Linked DNA regions of Homo sapiens: region 2 is linked to region 1. Evidence: read pairs that join two places in POLR2A ChIA-PET (ENCODE). Cell type or tissue: MCF 10A. All regions are shown on one strand. Links, peaks and the distances in the headings refer to the core of each region. The heading gives the core; the rest is flanking DNA.

Region 1 (16,339 bases), core at 6,430-10,429:
TGGGGTGGCCCTGGAGGAGCAGTCCCTCTGGCAGCTGAAGCTGGCATCTCCAGGCCCACTGCCCCTTTGTTGTGAGGGCCTGGGACTTAGGAATCTGCCCACAAAAGGGGTATTGTTCATTAAAATCTACCCATTTCTTCATAGAATATACGTCTTCAATTGCCTGGTGGTGGTGGCTCACACCTGTAATCCCAGCACTTTGGGAGGCTGAGGCAGGCAGATCACCTGAGGTCAACAGTTCTGAGACCAGCCTAGTCAACATGGTGAAACCCTGTCTCTATTAAAATTACAAAAATTAGCCAGATGTGGTGGTGCATGCCATAGTCCCAGCTACTCGGGAGGCTGAGGCAGGAGAATCACTTGAACCCGGGAGGTGGAGGTTGCAGTGAGCCAAGATCCCGCCACTGCACTCCAGCCTGGGCTACAGAGCAAAACTCTGCCTCAAAAAAAAAAAAAAAAATTATCACAAGCATTGATAAGTCCAGCAGTGAACACATCTGTTTAGCTTTGTTTAGCCCATACTTATTTGATTATGGAAACCTTTTACTGAGTAGTTCTACTTTTATCCTTTCATAGATAATAAACTGCAGATAAAAATTAGTTATCTTTCCTGTATACTAAAGTAACAAATTAGAAAATATACTTGGTGGAAAAAGGATTCCCAATTCACAACAAAATCCATGGACCATGAAGGAATAAACCTCACAAGAAATGTGCAAAACCTGTATGAAAAGAAATGATAGCTCCAACCTGAAGGATATGAAATAAGACCTAAGTAAATGGAGACATATACCATATACCTGAATGGAAAGACTGATTATTAAAAGATGTCCACCAGGCCCGCTGGCTTACAGCTTTAATTCCAGCATTTTGGGAGGCTGAGGTGGGAGGATCAACTGACGTCAGGAGTTCGAGACCAGCCTGGCCAACATGGTGAAGCCCTATCTCTACTGAAAAATACAAAAATTAGTCGGGTATAGTGGTGGTTGCCTCTAATCTCAGCTACTCGGGAGACTGAGGCAGGAGAATCGGCTTGAACCCGGGAGGCGGAGGTTTCAGTGAGCCGAGATTGTGCCACTGCACTCCAGCCTGGGCGACAGAGTGAGACTCCACCTCAAAAAATAAATAAATAAATAAATAAATAAATAATGTCGAATGGGCTGGGTACAGTGGCTCATGCCTGTAATCCCAGCACTTTGGGAGGCCGAGGCAGGCAGATCACCTCAGGTCAGGAGTTCAAGACCAGCCTGGCCAACCATAGCCAACATGGTGAAACCCCATCTCTACTAAAAATACAAAAATTAGCCAGGCATGGTGGCGGGTGCCTGTAATCCCAGCTACTTGGGAGGCTGAGGGACAAGAATCCCTTGAACCTGGAAGGTGGAGGTTGCAGTGAGCCGAGATGGCGCCCACTGCACCCTAGTCTGGGCGACAGACCAAGACTCCATTTTAAAAAAAAAAGTCGATTCTCCCTAGTTTAGTCCTTAAATTCATTGCCATCCTAAAGGATTATTTATTTATTTATTTAGAGATAGAGTCTTGCTCTATCACCCAGGCTGGAATGAAGTGGTGCAATCTCAGCTCACTGCAACCTCTGCCTCCCGGGTTCAAGCTATTTATTTTTGAGACTGAGTTTTGCTCTTGTTTCCCAGGCTAGAGTGCAATGGCACGATCTCAGCTCACTGCAACCTCCACCTCCCAAGTTCAAGCAATTCTCTTGCGTCAGCCTCCTGAGTAGCTGGGAGGGACTACAAGTGCCTGTCACCACGCCCGGCTAATTTCTTGTATTATTTTTTCTTTTTCTTTTTTATTTTTTAGATGGAGTTTCACTCTTGTTGCCCAGACTGGAGTACAATGCCACGATCTCAGCTCACTGCAACCTCTGCCTCCTGGGTTCAAGCGATTCTCCTGCCTCAGCCTCCCGAGTAGCTGGAACTACAGGTGCATGTCACTATGCCCGGCTAAGTTTTGTATTTTTAGTAGAGACGGGGTTTCACCATGTTGGCCAGGCTTGTCTCGAACTCCTGACCTCAGGTGATCCACCCGCCTTGGCCTCCGAAAGTGCTGGGATTACAGGCGTGACCCACCACGCCCAGCCAAGATTTTTAAACATAACGTGAAAATTCAAACTTCAGATACAACACAATATAATTCAAAGTTCACATATAATACAATATCATTTATTTTTTCTTTTGGGATAAGGTCTCATTCTGTCAGGCTAGAGTGTGGTGGTGTGATCATGGCTCACTGCAGCTCCGACTTCCCAGGCTCTACAAGCAATCCTCCTCCCTCAGCCTTGAGAGTAGCTGGGACTACAGGCACACACCAGCACAGGTGGCAAATTTTTCTATTTTTGTGCAGAGACAGGGTTTCACCATGTTGCCCAGAATGGTCTCAAACTCCTAAGCTCAACCAATCCTCCTGCTTTGGCTTCCCAAAGTGCTGGGATTACAGGCATGAGCCACCGAGTTGGGCCAATATGGTTTTTTAAAACAGGCCGGGCACGATGGCTCACACCTGTAATCCCAGCACTTTGGGAGGCCGAGGTGGGTGGATCATCTGAGGTCAGGAGTTTCAGAACAGCCTGGCCAACATGGCGAAACCCTGTCCCTACTGAAAAAAAAAAAATAACAAAAATTAGCCAGGCATGGTGGCACGTACCTGTAGTCCCAGCTACTCGGGAGGCTGAGGCGGGAGAATCGCTTGAACCCGGGAGGCAGAGGTTGCAGTGAGCCGAGATCGCACCACTACACTCCAGCCAGGGTGACAGAGCGAGACAACATCTCAAAAAAAGAAAACAAAAACAAAAACCAGATAATGTGTTCGACATTCTTCATGTTTTATTTATTTTGAGACAGGGTCTCGCTCCATTGCCTGGGCTGGAGTACAGTGGCATGATCACAGCTCACTGCAGCCTTGAACTCCTGGGCTCGAGTGATCCTCCCTCCTCAGCCTCCTGAGGAGCTGGTCTACTGGTGCACCCAGCTAAATTTTTTAACTTTTTGTAGAGGCAGGGAGTTGCTACATTGCTACGCTGGTCTTCAGCTCCTGGGCTCAAGTGATCCTCCCACCTCAGTCTCCCAAAGTGCTGGGATTACAGGCGTGAGCCACTAAACCCAGCCTGTTTGACATAATAGATAATCAAACACCAGGCTGGGTGCAGTGGCTCACGCCTGTAATCCCAGCACTTTGGGAGGCTGAGGCGGGCAGATCATGAGGTCAGGAGATCGAGACCATCCTGGCTAACATGGTGAAACCCCGTCTCTACTAAAAATACAAAAAATTAGCCGGGCGTGGTGGTGGGTGCCTGTAGTCCCAGCTACTTGGGAGGCTGAGGCAGGAGAATGGGATGAACCCAGGAGGCAGAGCTTGCAGTGAGCTAAGATTGCACCACTGCACTCCAGCCTGGGTGACAGAGCGAGACTCTATCTCAAAAAAAAAAAAAAAAAAAAAAAAAAGATAATCAAACACCAAAGTACTAGGGGAAAAAACACATTGTTTGAGCCCAGGAGCCGGAGGTTGCAGTGAGCCGAGATTGTGCCACTGCACTCCAGCCTGGGTGACAGAGCAAGACTCCGTCTAAAAAAAAAAATTAGCCTGGCATGGCAGCACACACTTGAGAGGCTGAGGCAGGAGAATTGGTTGAACCAGGGAGGCGGAGGTTGCAGTGCGCCGAGATCGTGAAACTGCACTCCAGCCTGGGTGACAGAGAGGGAGACTCTGTCTAAAAAAAAAAAAAAAAAATTATAGTTACCTTTACCTTTAACTGCTCTATGGATCACAACCTGGACATTACACAACATTAAGTGTTCCCTTTGAGATATTCCTTCAGACTCTGGGAGGCCAAAGCAGGTGGATCACTTGAGGTCAGAAGTTCAAGACAGCCTGACCAACATGGTGAAACCCCGTCTCTACTAAAAAAATACAAAATTAGCCGGGCGTGGTGACGCATTCCTGTAATCCCAGTTACTTGGGAGGCTGAGGCAGGAGAATCATTCAAATCCAGGAGGCGAATGTTGCAGTGAGCCAAGATTGCACCATTGCACTCCAGCCTGATCAACATGGTGAAACCCCGTCTCCACTGAAAATACAAAAATTAAGGCTGGGCACCGTGGCTCACTCCTGTGATCCCAGCACTTTGGGAGGCCGAGGGTGGGGCGGGGGCCGATCACGAAGTCAAGAGATCGAGACCACCCTGGCCAACATGGTGAAACCCTGTCTCTACTAAAAATACAAAAATTAGCTGGGTGTGGTGGCACGCACCTCTAGTCCCAGCTACTTGGGAGGCTGAGGCAGGAGAATTGCTTGAACCCGGGAGGTGGAGGTTGCAGTGAGCCAAGATCATGCCACTGCACCTCTAGCCTGCGACCCCCTGCACCTCTAGCCTGGCGACAGAGAGAGACTCCATCTCAAAAAAAAAAAAAAAAAAGAAGAAGAAGAAGAAAAGAAAAGAGATTCCTTCAGGTCCTCATGGAACTACTGACTCAGCTGACCTGAAGGACCCCACAAGGAGCTAATTCCCCCAAAAACGCAGCTTCTACATCCTTCCCCCAATCAATCAATGACCCAGTTGCCCAAAACCTTACCCTCCACAATCCCCTACCCTCCACAGTCCCCTTAGAAACCCTCTCCCAGAATTGCTCGGGGAGATAGATTTGAGGGCCTCTTCCCATCTCTGCACTAGGTGCCCTGCACCAGTAACTCTCTCTGCTGCATCCCTATTGTCTTGGTGTAATGGAGCTGTAGCTGCACAGCAGGCAAAGGAACCTGCAGGTCCCCTAACAATGAAAGGTAAAAAGGAGTCACCAATCCAAAGCAACTGCAAATCCAGCTGGGAAATTCCTTTAGGCTTCCAGGCCTGGAAATGGTTTTCTATGGCTCTTTTCTGCCCTCTTGGCTCTCAGCTCTGCCCTCTGTGTCAGCCATCTTTTCTTTCTTTTTTTTTTTTTGAGATGGAGTCTCGCTCTGTCGTCCAGGCTGGAGTGCAGTGGCGTGATCTCAGCTCACTGCAAGCTCTGCCTCCCGGGTTCACGCCATTCTCCTGCCTCAGCCTCCTTAGTAGCTGGGACTGCAGGCGCCCGCCACCACACCCGGCTAATTTTTTCTATTTTTTAGTAGAGACGGGGTTTCACCGTGTTAGCCAGGATGGTCTTGATCTCCTGACCTCGTGATCTGCCACATCAGCCTCCCATGTGTCAGTCATCTTTTCTAAGAAGCCATTCCTAACCATCCAACAGAAAAGCTGTCTCCAACCCCCTATCACTTTTTGTCACATCACACTGTTTAATTTCTTTTCTTTTCTTTTTTTTTTTTTTTTTGAGACAGAGTCTTGCTCTGTTGCCCAGGCTGGAGTGCAGTGGTGTGATCTCGGCTCACTGCAAGCTCCGCCTCCCAGGTTCATGCCATTCTCCTGCCTCAGCCTCCCAAGTAGCTGGGACTACAGGCACCCGCCACCACACCCAGCTAATTTTTTGTATTTTTAGTAGAGACAGGGTTTCACCATGTTGGCCAGGCTGGTCTCGATTTCTTGACCTCGTGATCTGCCCTCCTTGGCCTCCCAAAGTGCTGGGATTTTTTTTTTTTTTTTTGAGACGGAGTTTTGCTCTTGTTGCCTAGGCTGGAGTGCAGTGGCACAATCTCAGCTCATGGCAACCTCCACCCCTGGGTCCAAGCGATTCTCCAGCCAATTTCTTTCTTTCTTTTTTTAGATGGATTCCCACTCTGTCGTCAGGCTGGAGTGCAGTGGCGTGATCTCGGCTCACTGCAACCTCCACCTCCCGGGTTCAAGGCATTCTCCTGCCTCAGCCTCCCGAGTAGCTGGGACTACAGGCACGCGCCACCACACCCAGCTAATTTTCGTATTTTTAGTAGAGACAGGGTTTCACCATGTTGGCCAGGCTGGTCTCGATTTCTTGACCTCGTGATCTGCCCTCCTTGGCCTCCCAAAGTGCTGGGATTACAGGCATGAGCCACTGCACTTGGCCTAATTGCTTTTTTTTTAAGACAGGGTCTCACTCTGTCTCCTAGCCTGTAGTGCAGTGGCATGATCTTGGCTCACTGCAACCTCCACCTCCCCACTCAAGCAATTCTTATTCTTGTGCCTCAGCCTCCCGAGTAGCCGGGACTGCAGGCATGCACCACCACACCTGGATAATTTTTTTGTATTTTTAGTAGAGACAGGGTTTTACCATGTTGGCCAGGCTGGTCTCAAACTCCTGACCTCAAATGATCCACCCGCCTCAGCCTCCCAAAGTGTTGTGATTACAGGTGTGAGCAACTGTGCCTGGCCTTAATTGTTTTGATAATACACGTTATAGCTTAGAATAGCTTAGCTCTTGGCCGGGCATGGTGGCTCACGCCTATAATCCCAGCACTTTGGGAGGCCGAGGCGGGTGGATCATGAGGTCAGGAGATCGAGACCATCCTGGCTAACACGGTGAAACCCCGTCTCTACTAAAAATACAAAAAATTAGCTGGGCGTGGTGGCGGGCGCCTGTAGTCCCAGCTACTCAGGAGGCTGAGGCAGGAGAATGGCGTGAACCCAGGAGGTGGGGCTTGCAGTGAACCGAGATTGCGCCACTGCACTCCAGCCTGGGCGACAGAGGGAGACTCCGTCTCAAAAAAAAAAAAAAAAAAAAAAAGAATAGCTTAGCTATTTACTTGTCCTCTTCACTAGAATATAAACTCCATGAAAGCAGAGGCCTTGTCTGTATTTTCACCTCTATTTCTCTAGCACCTAACACAATGCCTGGCACACAGGTCTTGCTCAATACATATTTTATGAATAAATGAGTGAAGGAGTTAAGTGTGGAATGGCATGGTACAGTAGGCTGAATAGAGAACCCCCCTAAATATGTCTACGTCCTATTCCTGGAATCTGTGAATGTCACGTTATATGGTGAAAGGGATTTTGAAAATGTGAAGGATCCTGAGATGGAGAGATTATTCAGGATTATCCAAGAGGGCGGTATGTAATCATGAACATCCTCCTAAGAGGCACACAGGAGGAATAAGTCTCAGAGGAGAAAGTGGAGTGATGATGAAGGCAGAGATGGATTCATGTGCTTTCCAATGGAGGATGGACCCACCAGCCAAGGAATACAGGTAGCCTTTCTAAACTGAAAGAGGGTGGGGTGCAACGGCTCACACCTGTAATCCCAGACCTTTGGGAGGCTGAGGCAGGAGGATCTCCTGAATCCAGGACTTTGAGACCAGTCTGGGCAATGGAGTGAGACCTCATCTCTACAAAAAATAAACAAAATTAGCAGGGCGTGGTGGCGTGAGCCTGTGGTCCCAGCTACTGAGAAGGCTAACACGGGAGGATCGCCTGAGCCTGGGAGATGGAGGCTGCAGTGAGCTATGATTGCACCACTGCACCCCAGCCTGGGTAACAGAGCGAGACCCTGTCTCAAAAAAAAAAAAAAAAAAAAGAGCTGAAGAAGGCAAGGAAACATTGTCCACCAGAGCCACCAACAAAAACCAGCCCTGCTGACACCAGACATTGGCTCAATGAAACTGATTTTGAACTTCTGACTTCCAGAACTGTAAGAAAGTAAATGTGTGTGGTTTTAAACCACTGAGTGTATGATAATTGGTTAAATCAGTAACAGAAAATTGATACCGTTTGAGGCCAAGGCAGTGGCTCACGCCTATAATCCCAGCACTTTTGGAGGCTGAGGTGGGTGGATCACCTGAGGGCAGGAGTTCAAGACCAGCCTGGCCAACATGGGGAAATCCTGTCTCTACTAAAAATACAAAAATTAGCTGGGCATGGTGGAGCACGCCTGTAATCCCAGCTACTCAGGAGGCTGAGGCAGGAGAATTGCTTGAACCTGGGAGGCAGAGGTTGCAGTGAGCCGAGATGGCAACACTGCACTCCAGCCTAGGGGATAGAGGGAGACTGTCGAAAGAAAGGAACAAAGGAAGGAAGGAATGAAGGAAGGAAGGAAGGAAGGAGGGAGGGAGGGAGGGAGGGAGGGAGGAAGGAAGGAAAGGAAGGAAAAATTGATACAGTTGGGATGGGTTAACATTCAATGTGTGTGGTGGCAACAGCTTATGGTCCCCCAGTATCCATTCTACCCTTCTCCCAGAGTAACTGAACTTTTATCTGGGCAAAAAGCTGCTCAGGGTAGAGATTCTATTTCTCAGCAACACTTTCATCGGGATGTAGCCATATGACTACATCCTGGCTATGGGGATTAGAGCAAAAATGATCTGTACTTCTGAATCATGCTCTTTAGGGCAAAGGGCAAACCATCACCCCTCAGAAGGGCCAGACTGTGGAAGTGGTGGTGAATCATATTGGATCATGTGGGTGAGGGCAACGCCCTAGGGATGGAACAGCAACAAGATAAAAAAGACCTGGAGGGGCAGAGTGGCTCATGCCTGTCATCCCAGAGCTTTGGGAGGGTGAAGCAGGAGGATCACTTGAGGCCAGGAGTTTGAGACCAGCCTGGGCAACATAGTAACACCCCACCTCTACAAAAAAGAAAAAGAAAAATTAGCCAGGCGTGGTGGCATGTGCTTGTAGTCCCTGCTACTTTGTTGGGGCTAAGGCAGGAGAATCGCTGGAGCCCAGGATTTTGAGGTTACAGTGAATTATGATTGCACCACTGCACTCCAGCCTGAATGGTGCAGAAAATTGTCTCTATTAATGGTAGTAATGAATCAATGAATGAATGAATGATACAAAAAATCTGGCTCCTAATGATTTCATGGAAAGATCCATCATACTAACTTGGACTTTTATAGAAGAGAGAAATAAACTTCTATCTTATTTAAGCCACAGTTAATTTGGGTCTCTATTATATGCAACAATACACATACACAAACTAATTCAGAATTTTCACTTACTAACCATTATGATTCTTTTTTGTTTTGTTTTGTTTTTGAGACGGAGTTTTACTCTTGTCGCCCAGGCTGGAGTGCAGTGACACAATCTCGGTTCACTGCAACCTCTGCCTCCAGGGTTCAAACAATTCTTCTGCCTCAGCCTCCCAAGTAGCTGGGATTTCAGGCATCCACCACCACGCCTGGCTAATTTTTTTTTTTTTTTTAGTAGATATGGGTTTCACCATGTTGATTAGGTTGGTCTTGAACTAACCTCAGGTGATCCGCCCCCTCGGCTTCCCAAACTGCTGGGATTACAGGTGTAAGGCACCATGCCTGGCCAAACATTATGTTCTTTTCTCTTTTTTTTTTTTTTTTTTTTTTCAGAGTCTCACTCTCTAGCCCAGGTTAGAGTGCAGTGGCGTGATCTGGGCTCACTGCAACCTCCACCTCCCAGGTTCAAGCGATTCTCCTGCCTCAGCCTCCCGAGTAGGTGGGACTACAGGTGTGCACCATGAGGTGTAGCTAATTTTTGTATTTTTAGTAGAGATGGGGTTTCATGGTGTTGACCAGGCTGGTCTCTCAAGTGATCCACCTGCCTCAGCCACCCAAAGTGTTGGGATTACAGGTGTGAACCACCATGCCCAGCTTTTTTATTTCTTTTTCCCCCCCTTTTTAAAAATAGAGCTAGGATTTTGCCATGTTTCCTAGACTGGTCTCAAACTCCTGGGCTCAAGCAATCCACCCGCCTCTGCCTCCCAAAGTGCTGGGATTACAGGCGTGAGCCCCCGTGCCCGGCCTGGACAGCTTCTTTTTAATGCATCTCAGGATGCATGTGAGATTGATATTTACTAGGCACCATGTTGATGCTAGAAGGTCTGGGCCCCACCAGATGTTTTTACAGTTCCTGTGAGCAGCTGCTACTAGTTGCCAAATGCCAGCAAGAATCAAGAAGACTCGGCTTGGCTGGGCACGGTGGTTCATGCCTGTAATCCCAGCACTTTAGAAGGCCAAAGCTGGCGGATGGCCTGAGGTCAGGAGTTCCAGACCTACTCAGGAGGCTGAAGCACAATATTTGCTTAAATCCAGAAGGCAGAGGTTGCATTGATCCGAGATCGCACCACTGCACTCCAGCCTGGTGACAGAGCAAGACTCCATCTCAAAAAAAAAAAAAAAAAGAAAGAAAAAAAGAAATAGGCTCACTGGTTAGGACCTGAGGGTGAACAGCTCTGAAGAGGAGCAAAGGCGGAGACTTCCTAACATCAGCATAGCTCATTATGGTGTGTCAGTTGTCATGGTGATGGGAAAGGATACCTGAGCAGGGTATCCCACAGGGAGGCTGCATCTATCAGCTGGGATCCAGTTACGCTGCAGTAATAGCAGCCCCCAAATCTTAGGGGCTCACAACACCATGTTGATTTCTCACTCATATCCATGTCCTCCATGGGACCACTCTGTTCTATGCTATCTTCATTCTAGAGCCCTGTCTGAAGGAAAAGTCTCAAGCTGGAACTTTCCGTCTCCAGACACCGAAGAGAGGAAAGGTGGCAGACCCCATGACGGCTTTTAAAGCTTCCTCGTGGAAGTGGCACATGTCATTTCCACTCAAAGTCCATGGTCTAAAGCAAGCCACATAGCCATACCTGATGTCAGTGAACTGGGGACAAAAAACCATTCTATGTAGCAGGTCCCCAAAGAGAGGGCCAGTGAATACATGTGATTTTTTTTTGTTGGTTGTTTTTTTAGAGTCAGTGTTTTGTTGTGTTGCCCAGGCTGGAGTGCATAGGTGCATGGTGCAATCATAACTCACTGCAGCCTCTACCTCCTGAGCTTAAGTGATCCTCCCACCTCAGCCTCCTAAGTAGCTAGGACTACAGGCAAGCACCACCACGCCCAGCTAATTTTTTTTTATTGTTTTATTTTTTGTAGAGATAGGGTCTCACTATGTTGCCCATGCTGGTCTCAAACTCCTGGCCTCAAGTGATCCTCCTGCTTCACCCTCCCAAAGCACTGGGATTATAGGCGTGAGCCACCACACACATCCCAGTGAATGTTTTTGAACAATTATAAAATCTTCCCCCGTCTGCCCTCTTCCTTACAAATACTGCCTTTGCATTTTCTTCCATATGCAAAATAAATGCATCCCCTTCCCAAGGGAGACCACCTAAGTGACCCATCTGACATGGAATCAGCCTCAAGCCCAGGATCTCTAATAGTCTCTTCTATATCAGGTCCAGATGTGGCTTCTCTTGATTCAGAGACCTATGAGCTACAAAATAAGAGAGAGACAGAGACAAGTTACCTGTGCCCCATTTCTACACACACACACACACGAACACATCCAACATATAAAGCAGAACAAGGACAGGAGAACAGCAGAGCACACTCCCGTTCAGAAGGAAGGACAGGGCCCGGTGCGGTGGCTCATGCCTGTAATCCCAGCACTTTGGGAGGCCGAGGCCGGTGGATCACCTGAGGTCAGGAGTTTGAGACCACCCTGGCCAACACGGTGAAAACCTGTCTCTACTAAAAATACAAAAATTAGCCAGGCGCAGTGGCTCACGTCTGTAATTCCAGCACTTTGGGAGGCCGAGGGGGGCAGATCACAAGGTCAGGAGTTCAAGACCAGCCAGGCCAACATAGTGAAACCCGGTCTCTACTAAAAATACAAAAAGTTAGCCGGGCGTGGTGGCGGGCCCCTGTAGTCCCAGCTACTCAGGAGGCTGAGACAGGAGAATCGCTTGAACCCAGGAGGCAGAGGTTGCAGTGAGCCGAGATCGTGCCATTCCACTCCAGCCTGGGCGACAGTGCAAGACTCCGTCTCAAAAACAAAAACAAAAAACCCCAAAACCAAAAATTAGCCAGGCGTGGTGGCATGCACCTGTAGTCCCAGCTACTCGGGAGGCTGAGGCAAGAGAATCGCTTGAACCCAGGAGGCAGAGGTTGCAGTGAGCCGAGATAGTGCCATTGCACTACAACATGGGTGACAAAAGTGAAACTCTGTCTCAAAAAAAAAAAAAAAAAAAAAAAAGGAAGGAAGGACAGGAGACACACAGCAGGCTCTGGGCCCCACTAAGTCTAAAGTGCTGCTGGGCAGATGTTGAGAAGAACCCCCACTTTTCCCTGGGAGTGGGAAGAGTTCCCTAGTTCATTCTTCACCATGTTCTTGGCTCTGCCCTTAGAGTAAACCACCCTTTTCCACTTATTCTCCTTGGCCACAATTGAGAGGACACTGGTGGTTATGTCTTTCTGAAGTAGAGTAGCTTTCTCAGTCTCCTTCATGCCCATAGAAATTTGGAGACCCATGGCCAGGTGCGGTGGCTCACGCCTATAACCCCAACACTTTGGGAGGCCGAGGCGGGCAGATCACGAGGTCAGGAGATCGAAACCATCCTGGCGAACACAGTGAAACCCTGTCTCTACTAAAAATACAAAAAAAAATTAGCCGGGCATGGTGGCGGGCGCCTGTAGTCCCAGCTACTCGGGAGGCTGAGGCGGGAGAACGGCGTGAACCTGGGAGGCAGAGCTTGCAGTGAGCCGAGATCACACCACTGCACTCCAGCCTGGGTGACAGAACGAGACTCCGTCTCTAAAAAAAAAAAAGAAATTTGGAGACCCAGGCCGGGCATGGTGGTTCACATCTGCAATCACAGTATTTTGAGAGGCTAAGGCAGGAGGATCACTTGAGGCAAGGATTGCTTGAGGCCAGCCTGGGCAACATACAGAGACCCCCATCTCTACTAAAAACAAAACAAAACAAAACAAAAAAAAACCTGAAATACAAAAATTAGGCTGGGCATGGTGGCTCACACCTGTAATCCCATCACTTTGGGAAGCCAACGAGGGAGAACTCCTTAAGACCAGAAGTTCAAGACCAGCTTGGGCAACAGGCTGAAATCCTCTCCAGAAAAAAATAGAAAAATTAGCCAGGTGTGGTGGCGCATGCCTGTAGTCCCAGCTACTCAGAAGGCTGAGGTGGGGGGATCACTGGAGCCCTAGAGGTAGAGGCTGCAGTGAGGCTTGATTGTGCCACTGCACTCCAGCTGGAGTGACAGAGCAAGACTTCATCTCAAAACAAAACAAAGCAAAACAAAACAAAAATAGGCTGGGCATGGTGGTACACTGCACGCCTATAATGCCAGCACTTTGGGAGGCCAAGACAGGTGAATCGCTTGAGTTCAGGAGTTCGAGACCAGCCTGGGCAATATAGCAAGACCCTGTCTCTACCAAAAAAATACAAAAATTAGCCGGGCATGGTAGCGCACACCTGTAGTCCCAGCTACTTGGGAGGCTGAGGTAAGTGGATCACTCAAGCCCAGGAAGCGGAGGTTGCAGTGAGCCAAGATCGTGCCACTGCACTTCAGCCTGGGTGGCAGAGTGAGATTTTGTTTCAAAAAAATTTGAAAAACAAAAATTAGCCTGCTGGGGTGGCATGGGCCTGTAGTCCCAGCTACTTGGGAGGCTGAGGCAGGAGGATCGTGTGAGCCCAGAAGTTCGAGGTTATAGAGAGCTGTGGTTGCATCACTGCACTCCAGGCTGGGTGACAGAGTGAGACCCGGTCTCCGAAATAAAAAAAAAGAAAGAAACTTGGGGACCTAAAAATCATACTAAGTATTGAACACTCATGGTCAAGATTTAACCTGGTGGCTTTTTGTCAGGGTGAGGGGGTGTTAGGCAGGGGAAGCAGGGCAATTCCCTCCAAAACTGAACTTACGTATTTTACTCCATTCAGATCCATGGGTCAACAGCATACCCATAATTCTTTTCAGACATAACCATGACGTTAGACTTAACTGTAGTTGAGCCTACTGACTCCCTCAGGTAAGCTACATTTTTTTTTTTTTTTGAGATGGAGTTTCACTCTTGTTGCCCAGGCTGGAGTGCCATGGGTGATCTTGGCTCACTGCAACCTCCGCCTCCCAGGTTCAAGCAATTCTCCTGCCTCAGCCTCCCAAGTAGTTGGGATTACAGGCATGCACCACCATGCCTGGCTAATTTTGTATTTTTAGTAGAGACGGGGTTTCTCCATGTTGGTTAGGCTAGTCTCAAACTCCTGACCTCAGGTGATCCGCCCACCTCAGCCTCCCAAAGTGCTGGAATTACAGGCGTGAGCCACCACGCCCAGCCAAGGTGAGTTACACTCTTAACCTCTTTCCTTTGAATCATCTTGACTAGCTGAGAGGATTTATTAGGAACCACTTTGATCAGTTTGGAGATTTTTACAAAGGGCATAATAGCCATATACTTGATATGGCCCTTGCCACAAAGATGACTTTTAATCAAAACTTGTAGCTCAGCCGGTCGCAGTGGCTCACACCTGTAATCCCAGCACTTTGGGAGGCCGAGGTGGGAGGATCATTTGAGGTCAGAAGTTCAAGACCAGCTTGGCCAACATGGTGAAACCTGTCTCTACTGAAAATACAAAAATTAGCTGAGCGTGGTGGTGCACGCCTGTAATCCCAGCTACTTGGGAGGCTGAGTCAGGAGAAAGGCTTGAACCCAGAAGGTGGCCTTGGAAACAAGAGCAAGACTGTCTCAAAAACAAAAACGAAAACCTTGTGGCTCAAGGACTTTCTCAGTTGTATCTTTTACTGAAAATGTGGATCACTTGCCTCGAATTTCTATATTCTCTTCCATTTCTGCTTATAAACTGACCATTTAATTTCTGAGTCATCTCTTTCTTCTAGTAACTCCTCAAATGCATGCAATAGTAGTGACAGCATGCTACCAATACTCCCTTTCCCCAGTTCTTTACCTAAAGCCTAAAGCTCATTTGGTCATAAGCTTACAGTTTAACCAAACGATTCACCATTGCATAACACACGTCACCATCTTTCCAACTTCCAATGACAGTTCCCTTACCAGCCACTGTCCAGCTCAACGTCAATGTCATATAGTTTACATAGTTTAGGCTTTTTTTTTTTTTTTTGAGATAGTCTTGCTCTGTCGCCCAGGCTGGAGTGCAGTGGCTTGATCTTGGCTCACTGCAACCTCCGCATCCAAGGTTCAAGCGATTCTCCAGCCTCAGCCTCCTGAGTAGCTGGGATTACAGGTGCCCACCACCATGCCTGGATAATTTTTGTATTTTTAGTGGAGACAGGGTTTCACCATGTTTGCCAGGCTAGTATCAAACTCCTGACCTCAGCACCCACCTCAGCCTCCCAAAGTGCTGGGATTACAGGCATGAGCCACCATGCCTGGCTGGGGATTTTTTTTTTTTTGGACCCAGGCTGGAGTGCAGTGGTGCAATCTTGGCTCACTGCAACCTCTGCTTCCTGGGCTCAAGTGATCCTCCCATCTCAGCCTCCCAAGTAGCTGGGACTACAGGCACATGCCATCACACCTGGCTAATTTTTAATAATATTTTTATTTTTATTTTTTAATTTTTTGAGATGGAGTCTCACTCCATCGCCCAGGCTGGAGTGCAGTGGCGCAATCTTGACGCACTGCCAACCTCTGCCTCCTGGGTCCAAGCGATTCTCCTGCCTCAGCCTCTAGCTGGGATTACAGGCACCTACCACCATGCCTGGCTAATTTTTTTTGTATTTTTAGTAGAGACAGGGTTTTGTCATGTTGGCCAGGCTGGTTTCAAACTCCTAACCTTAGGTGACCCACTTACCTTGGCCTCCCAAAATGCTGGGATTACAGGTGTGAGCCACCGTGCCCGGCTGAGGCTCAATTTTTATTGTTGCAGCACACCACTTCTGGGTATTAATTCTGTAACAGTTTGTTTAAACATTTGGATGTGCTAACAAACAACCTCCATATATCAATGGCTCACAGCAAGAGAGATTTATTTCTTAAATTCTGCATCATTTTATAGGTAGGCTGTAGCCCAGCTTCATGTCATTGTCATTCTGGGTTGCAGGCTGAAAGAGAAGTCTAGATCTGGAAACTGCCAGGTTTATGAGCCTGAGCAGAGGGAGAAGAGACTGGAAGCTGCTAGAGTACTCAATGGTGCCCTAAAGCTTCTATGCAGAAGTGATACTTTACCTTTTTTTTTTTTTTTTGAGACGGAGTTTCACTTTTTGTCCAGGCTGGAGTGCAATGGCATGATCTGGGCTCATTGCAACCTCCTCCTTCCCGGGTTCAAGTGATTCTCCTGCCTCAGCCTTCCTAGCAGCTGGGATTACAGGCCCGTGCCACCATGCCTGGCTAATTTTGTACTTTTAGTAGAGACAGGGTTTCACCACGTTGGCCAGACTGGTCTCGAACTCTTGACCTCAGCTGATCCACCCGCCTCATCCTCCCAAAGTGCTGGGATTACAGGTGTGAGCCATTGCGCCCGGCCGATATTTTGCCTTCCTACCCATATTCCACTGGCCAAAGCAAGTCCTATAGCCAAACCTATTGTAAGTAGGGAATGAGCATATAATGCTCCTATAGGGAGGGGCCCAGCAGGGAAGGTAAGCAAATATCTGGAACAGAGATGTCAATCACTGCCCTAGTCAACTCCTCTTCCAGCACATACACACGCTCTGCTGCAGCATTTTGTACCATGTCACTTCCT
Region 2 (13,749 bases), core at 9,389-13,388, 83 kb after region 1:
CGCTGAGCATACCCAGGTGAGGGACAGGGGAGGAAGCCCCAGCCCCATCGTTCCTGCCAGAAATGCTTTGGAAGGCAGAAAAGAGGCACCAGGAGGAGAGAAAAGATGGCTTGGAGCCAGAGGGGAGGCAGACAGAGTGGGGCACAGATGCAGGTGCCTGGAGGGGTCGGGGGAGGACCCAAGCCCGGGGAAGGCCGCCCACACTCAGGATATTTGTGTGATGGACCCAGTGAGTGTCGTTGAGCCAGTCAGCCCCGCTTGTCTGCTGCAGCAGCCGCTCGTACGTAAGCCGCAGGTAACTCATGTCCTCTGAGTCCAGGCCCGAGTTCCAAATGTCATACAGGATGGTCATCTGTTCAAACTCACTGCGTGGCTCGTAGGCGCGGGGCGGTGGCGGCGGGGGTGGGGGCGGAGGGCGGCGGCGCCGGGCGTGGGAGCGGAGGCTGCGCCTCCGGAGGGCGCCCTCCCCATCGCTGCTGCTGCTGCTGTCAGAGGACTCCTCCTCCTCTTCCTCCCCCTCTTCCTCCCCCTCCTCTTCGCCCTCCTCCCGCTGCTGCTGCAGTTGCTGCGGCTTGGGCTCCTCCGCCTCAGCCACCACCACCTCGGGGGCCTCCAGGACCTCATCAGCTGGGGAACTGAAGAGGGCGGCGGGTGCGGGCACTGGCTCCGGGGGCCGCAGGGCTGGCGCAGGGGGCGTGGGCTTGACGGCCAGGGCATAGTTGTGCTCCAGGAGGATGTGGCTGAGCAGGGGCCTAGGGCGCTCGGCCTCGTCCGATGTCTCTGTGGCCTCTGAGTCTTCAACAGCAGGCAGGGCAGGCAGCCCGCGCCGGGCAGGGGTCAGGGCCAGGTCGGCCAGGACCGCCAGGTCCACCTCTGTCCCTGGCTCAGCCTCCTCTTCCTCGGTGAGGCGGCCTCGGCCTCCAGCCCGGCTCCGGCCTCCTCGGGACACCTCCTCGGGCCAACTCTTGACCAGAGATGCGTGGTCCAGGGGCAGGTTGCGGATGGTCCGCTCCACGCCCCGGGGAGCCTTGCGGGAGGCTGGGCCGGGAAACTTGGCCTGCGGCGGTGTGGCTGGAGGGGGCTCCGGGGCTGGCACCACCTCGATGGCAGAGAAGGAGACAGTTTTCCGGCGTTTCTTGGGTGGGGGCAGGAGGGGGATGGGAGAAGAGGGACGCTCATCGGGGCGTGGGGCAGGGGCCGGGGGCCCAGCAGGTGGTTCTGGGGGACGCAGAGGCGCACTGGGGGGTGACTCCTCCGTGGGGCCTGGGAAGGAAGCACATAGGAAGGAAAGGAGGTCAGGGAGACCCAGGCTCAGCCACCCTGGCCGCCCATGACCACAGGCTGTGTGCTCTCCCCCACTTCCGCCCAGGAACCCCGGAGGGAACACAGACGCCCTGGCCTCAGCCCCACATCCCAGCAAGATGAACTCCCTTGATGAGAGGGGGTTTCCCACCCATTCGTTCCCGCTGTGACACGTGTGTGGGACACTCGGAGTCCACACACACACCTTCCATGTCCTCCCGGAGCCACAGTCCAACAGGAGACACCATCACAACAAGCTGTAACCACGCTGAGAAGGGCGGCACCACTCGCCCTGGACTCCACTTTCCTACCCAGACTGGCGGGACAGCCCTGTGCCCAGGCCCCAGCCATGTCACATGCCAAGGACCCAGTCAGCCACATTTCAGCTAAAATATCCATTATCTCCATCATAAACAATATTCTCAGTTTAGCAAGGTGAACACGATACAACCTAAAAAGTGGCATCTTTGTATTAAAATATTTTATGAAACTTGCCTTCCTCCCCATCCCCTACAGAATTTGAACATGCCCTGCAGGGAGGGGCAGGAGACAGCGCTGCTAGAGAAGCAGGGCTGGAGTGGAGATCCCAGGATGCGGGTGGCTGGGGAGGGAACACACTGGCTCCGAGCTGGGGGTGCTGCCTCCCCAGCGTACCCTCAGGACGGGGAGTGCATCCTCCCTTGGCCGCCATCCCTGGGAAAGCCTGCATGAGGCTCTCAGAGCCAGCCCAATGGATTTTGTGCCTAACACCAATCACACCTCTTACGTAGAGTAACTCATGTAATCCTCACAACAGCCCAAAGAGGTTCCTATCTTTTTTTTTTTTTTTTTTTGAGATGGGGTCTCGCCCTGTCGCCAGGTGGGAGTGCAGTGGCGCAATCTCGGCTTACTGCAACCTCCGCCTCCCGGGTTCAAGCGATTCTCCTGCCTCAGCCTCCCGAGTAGCTGGGACTACAGGCATGCACCACCACACCCAGCTAAGTTTTGTATTTTTAGTAGAAGCAGGGTTTCACCATGTTGGCCAGGATGGTCTCGATCTCTTGACCTCGTGATCTGCCCGCCTCGGCCTCCCAAAGTGCTGGGGTTACAGGCGTGAGCCACTGTACCCAGCAGAGGGTCCTATCTTACAGACAGGAAAACTGAGGCACAGAGATGTGGTCAGTTACCAGATGACAGAACAAGCTCTGCTCCCAGGCCATGTGGGTTGAGCTCATGCTCTGAACTGCAGCCCACGGACTCACTGGCTTCACAACTGGCTTCCCCGCTCAGCGCCAACAGGGCCGCCGGCACCAGGCCCGGCCCTAGGAGGCAGCGATTCACCTGAGTCCACCGCACTCCCAACCCTGGCGCCCTGAGCCAGGCTCTTGGCTGCACCTTAGGCTCTAGACACCCGCTGGGGTCTCAGCCTGTGGCAGCAACCCACTCCAGGAAGCCAGTGAGGACCCAGATGCATGCAGGCCTCCTCTCACCTTCCTCCCCACCACGCTGGGGCAGCGCCCCCTACAGACCACCTCACGCTTCAGCATGCATGTCCTCGGGAAGCCTCGCTCGAAGAACACACTCCTCCACCAGCACAGCTGCTGCACACACACTTCCCTCTGCGACTGTCCCAAAGGGAACCTGCCCATCCCTCTCATTTAGGAGACAACTTTTGGGGGCACCTGCCCAGTCAATATGACTCCCACCACCTTCCTCTGAGAACTGCTCTACTGCCACGCTCAGGTCCATGGGGCGAGGCCCCAGAAGCCAGTTCCTACTGCATAACCTGCCCCTCCCCAGGGCCATCACTAACATCCCCAGGCGGCAATCACTAAGACGGTGGTGACTGAAACTGGTTCTGGTTATTAGAAACTCGGTGAGCTGGCCGGGCGAGGGGGCTCACGCCTGTAATCCCAGCACTTTGGGAGGCCGAGGCGGGTGGACCATGAGGTCAAGAGATCGAGACCATCCTGACCAACATGGTGAAATCCCGTCTCTACTAAAAATACAAAAATTAGCGGGCGTGATGGCGCGTGCCTTAGTCCCACCTACTCGGGAGGCTGAGGCAGGAGAATCACTTGAACCTGGGAGGCTGAGGATGCAGTAAGTCGAGATGGCACCACTGCATTCCAGCCTGGTGACAAAGCGAGACTCCATCTCAAAAAAAAAAGAGAAGAAACACAGTGAGCCTTCACTAAGCACCCCTTGCTCTGAGCCACGGCTCCTCTGTCCTCGGTAACTCAGACTCCCTTGTCGTGCCCTCTCACTATCCAGACACCAAGGGGCTGCCTGCATCTTCCTCTCCTCTTCCACCTCTGCCACCTCCCCAGGGGACTTGGCAATCACGCCTGTTTACCTGGATTCTTGCATCTCCAGTGATCCCCTTCAATCACCCTCAGCTCCCCTCAAGCAGCCACACACCTGGCCTTGTCAATCCCAGAATGGCTCCGCCTTGGAGATTCCCCATCCTCTCCAACATTCCCCACTGTCCATTCAGTCTGCCCCACTGCACCTTCAACTTCCCATCCTTCAGTTTCCCTCTAGCACATCACCCTCTTCCCAACTTCCTCCTCCACCCTGCCCAGACCCCAGGGCCCGTACTTTGCCCTCTCCTGTCCCAGCACAGCCCCAGGTCCTCATCATTCCACCACACCTTTACCCTGTGGAGCCAGCCAGCAGCCTCTTCTCCCCTCACTCCCAGGCCCCAGCTCTGGCAAGGCCTTCCAGCATGGGGAGGCCCAGGCGAGAGGCTTGCTCTGTCTCCAGGATACAGTGCAGCGGCACAATCACTGTTTACTGCAGCCTCCTCAACCTCCTAGGCTCAAGCAATCCTCCCGACTCAGCCTCCCCAGAAGCTGGGACCACAGGCATGTGCCACTATGCCTGGCTTTTTTTGTTGTTGTTGTTAGCCAGACTGGTCTCGAACTTCTGGGCTCAAGAGATCCTCCTGCCTCGGCCTCCCAAAGTGCTGGGATTACATGTGTGAGCCACCGCGCCTGGACTGGAGCAACTTTTCTCCACTTTCCAAGGTTCTTACTCCACTCTTCCTCTCACAGTCCTACAGCAACAGGGTCAAAAGAGGACTCAGGCACAACACCCCCATCTCCCTGCCTCCCCACCGAAGGGTATAACTGCATCAGATCTGGAAGCTACTCCTCCACCTCCCCAAAAAGGCCATGCCAGCAAGCATTCCTCTCTCCCGGCACATCTACCTGGCCCGTTCCCTTCAGTGGAACATGCCCAAACCTCATCTACTTGGAAAAGCTAACCCCTCCCTCAACCCTGCCCTCTCTTCTTGCTCTCCCTCCAGCTCTGGCTGGTAACCTTAGTTTGTTCCTGCATCTCACTAAGCCTTGAAGCCCTCATCTATAAAATGGGAATCACAGGGAGGTTGTGGGGCAAGCGCAGTGGCTCACACCTGTAATCCCAGTACTTTGGGAGGCCAAAGTGGGCTGATAACTTGAGGTCAGGGGTTTGAGACCAGCCTGGGCAACATGGTGAGACCCTGTCTCAACTAAAAATACGAAAATTAGCCAGGCGTGGCAGTGTGCACCTGTAATCCCAGCTGCTTGGGAAGCTGAGGCAGGAGAATCACATGAACCCGGGAAGCGGAGGTTGCAGTGAGCCGAGATTGCACCACTGCACTCCCGGCTGGGTAACACAATGAGACTCCATCTCAAAAAAAAAAAAAAAAAAAAGGGAGAGGTTGTGGGGATTCAATGAGAAAATGAATTGTCAACATGCTATGCCTAGAGCCTGGCACACATAGGTACTTGACACATGGGAGCTGATATCACAACCCCCAATTCTTTTTTTTGAGACGAAGTCTCGCTCTGTCGCCCAGGCTGGAGTGCAGTGGTACAATTTCGGCTCACCGCAACCTCCACCTCCCAGGTTCAGGTGATTCTCCTGCCTCAGGCTCCTGAGCAGCTGGGATTACAGGCGCCTGCCAGCATGCATGGCTAATTTTTTTTTTTTTTTGGAGACAGTCTCGCTCTGTCACCAGGCTGGAGTGCAGTGGCACGATCTCGGCTCATGGCTACTTCTGCTTCCCCGGTTCAAGCGATTACTCCTGCCTCAGCCTCCCGAGTAGCTGGGATTACAGGCATGTGCCACTATGCCCAGCTAGTTTTTGTATTTTTAGTAGAGATGGGGTTTCACCATGTTGGTGCTGGCCAGGATGGTCTTGATCTCTTGACCTCGTGATCTGCCCGCCTCAGCCCTCCCAAGTGCTGGGATTACAGGCGTGAGCCACCGCACCCAGCCTAATTTTTGTATTTTTAGTTAAGATGGGGTTTCACCATGTTGGCTAGACTGGTCTCGAACTCCTGACGTCAAGTGATCTGCCCACCTCAGCCTCCCAAAGTGCTGGGATTACAGGTGTGAGCCACTGCGCCCGGCCCCAACTCTCCTTTCTATCTCAGCAAGAGTGGTCCACCCTTCCAGAAAACTGCCCTCCCCTCATTCCTTAACACCCTGTAACTTGGCTTCAGTCTGAACCACTCAACTGAAATTGATAAGGTCACCAATGACCTCCTAACTGTCAAATGCAACAGATACTTCCTATCTCAGCCTTGCTGGTGGCCTGGTGATACAAGGCCACTCCCTGCTTTGCAGAGCCTCTCCACTACCTGCTTCCCTTCTCGCCTCTGGTCACCGCTCTCAGCCTCCTCGGGCCCTGCTTGCCCACTGCTCTCACAGGATGGGAAGGCTCTGCCCTTTCTCTCCCCCCACTCGCCTACCTGGGTCTATAGGTGAATTCACTGCTACACTTTCAAGACCTAAGCACCGACCTCATATCCAGCCTACCGTTCTTTCCAGACCCCAGATCCATGGATCCAACTGCCACTGTTTCTACTGGGAAGCCCAAGGGGCACCTCAAATGCAACCTCAACTACACTCATCAGTTTTCTTCCTAATCCTGGTTTTCTTCCCAAGTTTCTTTTCCTGGGGAAGTTTAACCAAATCATCCTACCTCCTAAATTTCCCTCCAATCCTCACCCCCATTTCCACTCCACTCTTCTGCCACATTAGAACCGCTCGGCTTTGGTTCATGCCATTAAATCTCACCTGCATCCTTTCAAACCTCCTCATGTCACCCACCTCCTTGCTCCTCTCTTCCAAATCTCTCCTCCTCCTGCTAGAATGGGCTTTCTGAAATGCAGATATGGTCAGGCCCCTCTCCTTCCTGCTCTGATGAGAATGGAAGAGGACTAAGATCCATGCCTTCTGACCTGCCGGTGACCCCACAGGCCCTTCTGCTACCCAATGGGCCCAGAAGAGGTTGGAGAGTCATCTGAGGTGTAATGAGCGCCTCAACTCCCCTCTCATGGGGTCTGGAGCTTAGTAGAGTGCACCAGGGTGAGGAGGTCTTCCTGTGGGCACTGCCTATCTCAGACCACGGATTCTCAACAACGTGCAACTGGGAGACCCCGGGAGGCCATGCACATCTTCACAGCACATCTGATTTTTGAGATGGAGTCTCACTCTGTTGCCCAGGCTGGAATGCAGTGGCATGATCTCTGCTCACTGCAACATCCACCTCCCGGGTTCAAGCGATTCTCGTGCCTCGATCTCCCAAGTAGCTGGGACTACAGGTACACAACACCACATCTGGCTAATTTTTGTATTTTCTGGTAGAGATGGGGTTTCGCCATGTTGATCAGGCCGGTCTCGAACTCCTGACCTCAAGTGATCTGCCCGCCTCGGCCTCCTAAAGCTCATAGCACATCTTGAACACTGACTTATTTGATCTATCCTTGCAACACCCTAAGTCCAAGCTATCACCATAATTCGCCTTACATTCTACAATAGCCACTTAAGAAGCGCCCTACATCCACTGTGGCCCCTTTCCAAGCTTTCTCTGCACTGCATTTTTTCGAAACATACATCTGACCATGTCATTCCTCTGATGGGTTTCTACTTCAAAATAAAGGCCAAATTCCTGACATGGCTGGCCTATTTGTCTGCTGGGCCCAACTCTCACTCACTTCTCCAGTTTCAGCCACCCCAGTGCCCCCTTGTGCTCAACCCTCTGAAGGGTCGGCTTTCTTCCAGTCTTCCAACCCGCTGCTTCCCCTGCTGGAGGGCCTTTGCACACGCTAAGCCAGCCGTGCTGCCTGCTTTGCCCAGACTTCAGCCCAGCAGTACCTCAGCAGGAAGCCTTCCTCCTCCTGCAGATGTGCTCCGGCTGGCTGCCCTGTGCCTCTTCCTGGTGCTTCTCATGGTTCGTAACCACAGGTTTTCCTAGGTATTCTCTCTTTTTTTTTTTTTGAGACAGGGTCTCGCTCTGCCACCCAGGCTGGAGTGCAGTGGTGTGATCTTGGCTCACTACAACCTCTGCCTCCTGGGCTCAAGTGATCCTCCCACCTCAGCCTCCCGAGCAGCTGGGATCACAGGTGTGCGCCACCACGCCTAGCTAGTTTTTGTAATTTTTGTAGAGACAGGGTTTCATCATGTTGCCCAGGCTGGTCTTTTTTTTTTTTTTTGAGACAGAGTCTCGCTCTGTCGCCCAGGCTGGAGTGTAGTGGTGCGATCTCGGCTCACTGCAAGCCTCTGCCTCCTGGGTTCACGCCATTCTCCTGCCTCAGCCTCCTGAGTAGCTGGCACTACAGGTGCCTGTCACCATACCTGGCTAATTTTTTGTATTTTTTAGTAGAGATGGGGTTTCAACCATGTTAGCCAGGATGGTCTCGATCTCCTGACCTCATGATCCACCCGCCTTGGCCTCCCAAAGTGCTGGGATTACAGGCGTAAGCCACCGCGCCCGGCCTCCTATGTATTTCTTACTCAATGAAGATGTCTTTCCCTGTAGACTGTAAGCATGATGAGAGTGAGAACACTGCCTGTGAGGCTCAGCAACCCATCCCCTGCACCTACTGTTTGGCTGCGATGAGCACTCAAAAAAATATCTACTGCTTGAAAGAGCGGTTCCCTCAGCAGGCTAAGCTATGCGAATGTGCTAGAGTATAACAACTAGACGTACAAATGAACAAAGAAAAGCAGCTAGGACCAAGTTCTGTGTTATGTTAATACTTGTTTTCTACCTATTTGCCCATTTAATAACCTGCACTTGTTCACTACTCACTGAAGAACAGGCTTAAGAAAAATTAGGAGGAAGAACTTATTCAACTGGGCACTTTCTCCTTAATTTACTTGAGAAGAGACCAACCCATTTTACTTTAGTATGCAGCTTAGCCTGGGGTTCTGTAAACCACCATGACGGTACAGTTTGAAGTGTGTCAGACAATCAATGTCTCTAGAAGGTAGTGACAGGAGATGGTGACATTTTCTTTGTATGTTTTTCTAATAAAGTCACACACTTGTACACAATAAATGCAAGCACCACTGTTTTCTCTCTCTCTCTCACACACACAGCGATCTAACCGACAGCCCTGTGGCACCTACCTGCAGGCCTTGCTGGAGACGCCTCCTGTTCGGGCAGGGGTGTGACTGGGGAGCCTGCAACCCTTTCCGGCACTGGCACCTCCACAGGTGCTGGCGTGGGCACTGGGACTTCTCTGGGGGGCGGGGAGGCTGAGGGAAGGGCTGCTGGCCGCTCCTCTTCCTCTTCATCTTCAGAGGAGGACTCAGAGGATGAAGAGGACGAGGAGGATGAGGACGAGGAGGAGGAGGAGGATGAGGAGCTGGAAGAGCTGCTGCTCTCGGAGTCTGATGTGCTGTCATTTTCGCCATCTGAGTCAGCATACAGAGAACATTTGGAAGACGAATCGCTTTCCTCGTCCTCGCCTGGAAATCCAGAAGGGGCAGTCAGGAGAGGTGGGCAGACCTCACTTGGCCAGCCGTGGGCTCCTCACTCACTCCCTGCTGTGGATGCTGGGCTCTGGGCTAGGGACGGGGAAGTCCAACAGACCAAGGAGCTGCATAAGCAAACCATTTTCACTGTGAGATAAACATCAGCATGCGGGGAGGATGGCAAAGGAAGCCCCAGACTCTGTCTGAAGAGGCCCGAAAAGGAAAGCATCCCAGGGGACAAGCTGAACTCAAGGACAAGGAGTCCACCACACAGACATGGGGACTGCACAGGGATGTCGGAAGCAAGAGGAAGTGGAGGCTTGGAGACTGGGAAGCAGGCTGCTCTGGCACTCAAACCTTCCTAAAGTGGGTCTCAGGACCCAGTCTGGACGAAGGATTGGGTGAAAAAGGATTCTGGGCTGAAAAGGTTAAAAAACACGACAGGCTCTATATTCTGAGACTGCTCATGTACGGGAAGGACTCGAAAAAACTGAAGAATTTCACAGTTTTTGAGGAACAGAATTGGATAAGTTAGACTAGAAGGTGGTGGCAGCTGGGGAGCGGACTGGAGGAGGGCGAGATGGAGCTGAACAGAGCAGGGCCAGGAGATAAACGGCCCATGGTGTTGGCCTGGGGGGACACCCTGTGGAGAACAAGTTGCCAGGAAGGACCTTATGGAGGGAAGTCACAGGGTCAGGAGTGCATTTTAGGAAAGAGATTCTATAAGCAGTTTGGAAAATGGACTGGAACAGAGGGAGAAGGACAGAAAGAGAGACAGGGAAATCAGTCAAGACTGCTGCAAGAGGCTGCGTGCAGTGGCTCACAGGTGAAAGCCTAGCACTTTGGGAGGCCGAGGTGGGTGGATCACTTGAGGTCATGAGTTTGGGACCAGCCTGGCCAACATGGTAAAACCCCATCTCTGCTAAAAATACAAAAATTAGCCAGGTGTGGTGGCTCACACCTGTAATCCCAGCGCTTTGGGAGGCTGAGGCAGGAAAATCGCTGGAACCAGGGAGGCGGAGGTTGCAGTGAGCCAAGATCACATCACTGCACTCCAGCCTGGGTGACAAAGCGAGACTCTGTCTCAAAAAAAAAAAAAAAAAATCTGGGTGTGGTGGCTCACGCCTGTAATCCCAGCACTTCCAGAGGCTGAGGTGGGTGGATCGCCTGAGCTCAGGAGTTCAAGACCAGTCTGGCCAACATAGTGAAACCCTGTCTCTACTAAAAATACAAAAAATTAGCTGGGGGTGGTGGTGGGTGCCTGTAATCCCAGCTACAACGGAGGCTGAGGCAGGAGAATCTCTTGAACTCAGGAGGCGGAGGTTGCAGTGAGCCGAGATTGCGCCATTGCACTCCAGCCTGGGCGACAAGAGCGAAACTCTCTCAAAACAACAACAACAACAACAACAAAAAACAAAACAAAAAAAGCGTTCTGCCAGGCTGTCCTTTTGGACAGCTATGTCTCAGCAGAAGAGGGAGCAGGAGGGAGCATTTTGAGCACTGAGCTTATTGCTGTCAAGGGGCCAAGGGTTCCTAAGAATGTGGCCCAAACAGATGCCCTTGCAGAAGGCAAAGGTGACCCACAAGCCCAGCAGGAAGGTCATGTGGGCTCAGAAAAGGGCTAGCCAGGCAGCCGAACCCCTCCTCCGAGCCCAAAGTCGATTTCACTGTCTTGTGCTCACCATCCGACACCTCTGTCTCCTTCTTTGTGGTATCCACAGCTTCCTCTCGATCTTCATCTTCCTCATCTTCCTCGTCATCCTCCTCATCCTTAAGAAAAAAGACAAATGAGGACTAACAGGAAGGGGACAACTGGTCCTACACCAGGCACAGCTGCCTGGGCTCCAACCACAAAGATGCTGGCTATGGGAAGTAGGCTTCGGCCAGGAGCCGGCGCCCGGGCCCTCACCTTCTCCGAGGAGGACTCCTGGGATGCCTCCTCCCCTTCGCTGTCCAGAGCAAAGGACTTGCGGTGCTTGCCCTGGGTCTTGCCTCGCTCTTCGTCCCGCTTCGGGGGCTTGGTCCCCGGACGTCCTGGCTCTCCAGCCTCCTTCTCTTGTTCAGGGTCTAGGCCAGCAGAGTGGTAGTTGGGGAAATTTACCATCAACCACAAGATACTTGCCCTGTGCAAGGGGCTTTACATATACTATTACCAATCTTCCTGATGGTCTTCATTTCACAGATGAGAATTTGGAAGCTCACCAGAGGAACTCAAACACCTCAGTTACCTCATGTTTCATAGTTTTGTATTTGTTTTTGTTTTTGGGACGGGGTCTTGCTCTGTCACTCAGGCTGGGGTGCAGTGGCATGACCACAGCTCACTGCAGCCTCAACCTGCTGGGCTCAAGCGATCCTCCTGCCTCGGTCTCCTGAGTAACTGGGACTATACAGGGGCATGCAATCATACCCAGCTAATTTTTAAAAATTTTTGTAGAGACAGGGTCTACCTATGTTGCTCAGGCTGGTATTGAACTCCTGGGTTCAAGTGATCCTCCTGCCTCAGCCTCCTGGAGTGCTGGGATTATAGGCGTGAGCCATCGTGCCTGGCATATATATATATATTTTTTTTTTTGAGACGGAGTCTCGCTTTGTCGCCAGGCTGGAGTGCAGTGGCACAATCTCAGCTCACAGCAGCCTCTGCCTCCCGGGTTCAAGCAATTCTCCTGCCTCAGTCTCCCAAGTAGCTGGGACTATAGGCACCCGCCACCACGCCTGGCTAATTTTTCTATTGTTAGTAGAGACGGGGTTTCACCATGTTGGCCAGGATGGTCTCGATCTCTTGACCTTGTGATCCACCCGCCTCGGCCTCCCAAAGTGCTGGGATTACAGGTGAGCTCCACCCTGCCTGGCCTTAATATATACAGATACGCATATGTGTGTGTATATATATATGTGTGTGTGTATATATTTGTGTGTATATACATATGTGTGTGTACATATATATATATATATGTATTTTTTTTTTTTTTGAGACACAGTCTCGTGCTATCACCCAGGCTGAAGTGCAGTGGCATAATCTTGGCTCACTGTAACCTCCACCTCCTGGGTTCAAGTGATTCTCGTGCCTCTGCCTCCCAAGTAGCTGGGATTACAGGTGAACACCACCATGCCTGGCTGTTTTGTATTTTTAGTAGAGACAGGGTTGTGCCATGTTGGCCTGGCTGGTCTTGAACTTCTGACCTCAGGTGATCCTCCTGCCTCAGCCTCTGGAAGTGCTGGGATTACAGTCAGGAGCCACTGCGCCCAGCCCACACAGTTTTAAATATGTCCTGTCCATTTGATCTTGTATCATTTTCTGGTCGGGTGGAAGAGGGAGCTGACTTGTTATGCCTGGCCCAAGAAAAGAGTATGAAGGCCAGTGGGTCTCCAGGGAAGCAGATCTGACTCAATGGGCAAGTTTCCAGGCCATGGTAGCTATCAAGCAAGGGCTCAAACTCAGGCAAACTAGGAGGAAGGTGGTAGGAGGGCATTAGCATCAGGTGGGAAACTTGGGGAGATGCCTCGTTTAACTCGGAATTCTGTGATTCCAGACACTGAATTTCATGGATGGAAAAACCCAAAATACAGAAAATGTAAATCAGCAGACCAGAGGAAGACCTGCAACTACAATCCGGGGATAACTCTACCTGGTGCATCCCATACCTCTCAGAACTGCTGCATTTCAACCCTGCACCTCCACCTGGCTGTGCCCTCAGGACGACCTGACCCCTTCATCCCTACCTCTTGCTCTCCCATCAGAACCCACGCAGCACACCCCTTCTCCTTATGCCTGACCCTGCTCACCGTCTTCATCTTCCTCAGCAGGAGTGGAGGGACGAGGCCTCTTTTCCTCACTGGCCTCGGAAATTTCCGATGGCTCTTTCCGCTTTACCTGGGGGATGGGGAAAAGATGGGGCCTGTTTAGAGCTCAAACACTCAGGCAGAGCACGGTGGCTCACTCCTGTAATCCCAGCACTTTGGGAGGCCAAGGCAGGTAGATCACCTGAGGTTAGGAGTTCAAGACCAGCCTGGCCAACACAGTGAAACCCCAGCTCTACTAAAAATACAAAAATTAGCCAGGCGTGGTGGCGGGTGCCTGTAACCCCAGCTACTCGGGAGGCTGAGGCAGGAGAATCGCTTGAACCCGGGAGGCGGAGGTTGCAGTGAGCTGAGATCAGGCCACTGCACTCCAGCCTGGGCAACAGAGTAAGACTCCATCTCAAAAAAAAGAAAAAACTCAAACACTCATGGTTCCTGACCACCCCTACCCCAAGGAAGGGGGCCCCCTCTCCCTCTCCCCACCCTACCCCACAAAACGACAGTTCTGAGTACCTTGAATGAAGGCAGCCGCAGGGCCCCTCTCAGCCCTGACCCAAAGGCGAAAGCCTCGATGCCCGTAGTGCCCCCGCTCTTGGCCCAGTCCACGAGGGACAGCAGGCCAGGCTCCTTCAGCTTCGTCTTCTCTTTATCCTCCTCCTTGGCTTGCTGCTTGGCCGCGTTCTGGAATGGCTGCAGGCAGCAGTGGGGCTGAGCCCCAGCGCCCAGAACCCAGGCATTCCCTCCTGCCTGAGACCTACTCCCGGACCCCAGGAATACAGAACGCATCTACTTGCTGCTCCATATCTTGGTCACACCTGTCCCAGCCCCCGCACGGCATTTTCTCAAAAGTCTGTCATTTCGCCCACCAGTCTTAAGAAATAGCCACCATTCCCACTTCACAAGTGGCAAAATGGA

Evidence for each region. ChIA-PET counts read pairs that join two places held together with the same protein. Peaks named below come from ENCODE experiments on the same cell type or tissue, not always from the same donor. Only the 100,000 strongest peaks of a DNase experiment are listed, where the experiment ranks them.
Region 2: POLR2A ChIA-PET joins it to region 1 with 5 read pairs; 8 of 35 experiments call an interaction of 5 or more read pairs at or near these places.

The regions. Positions count from the first base shown.
Region 1 is chr16:31,044,272-31,060,610 of GRCh38, reverse strand. No RefSeq gene overlaps it. Among named protein-coding and RNA genes, the nearest start is that of STX4, 19 kb to the right of the region's middle. In MCF 10A, for the core only: no CTCF peak of the experiment used is centred there; a DNase peak (open chromatin) is centred at 8,280.
Region 2 is chr16:30,966,659-30,980,407 of GRCh38, reverse strand. It overlaps SETD1A (SET domain containing 1A, histone lysine methyltransferase), which reads right to left. Exons shown (of 19, transcript NM_014712.3): 9 at 13,348-13,524; 10 at 12,820-12,907; 11 at 10,946-11,103; 12 at 10,719-10,806; 13 at 8,689-9,030; 14 at 214-1,263. Among named protein-coding and RNA genes, the nearest start is that of HSD3B7, 12 kb to the left of the region's middle. In MCF 10A, for the core only: no CTCF peak of the experiment used is centred there; no DNase peak of the experiment used is centred there.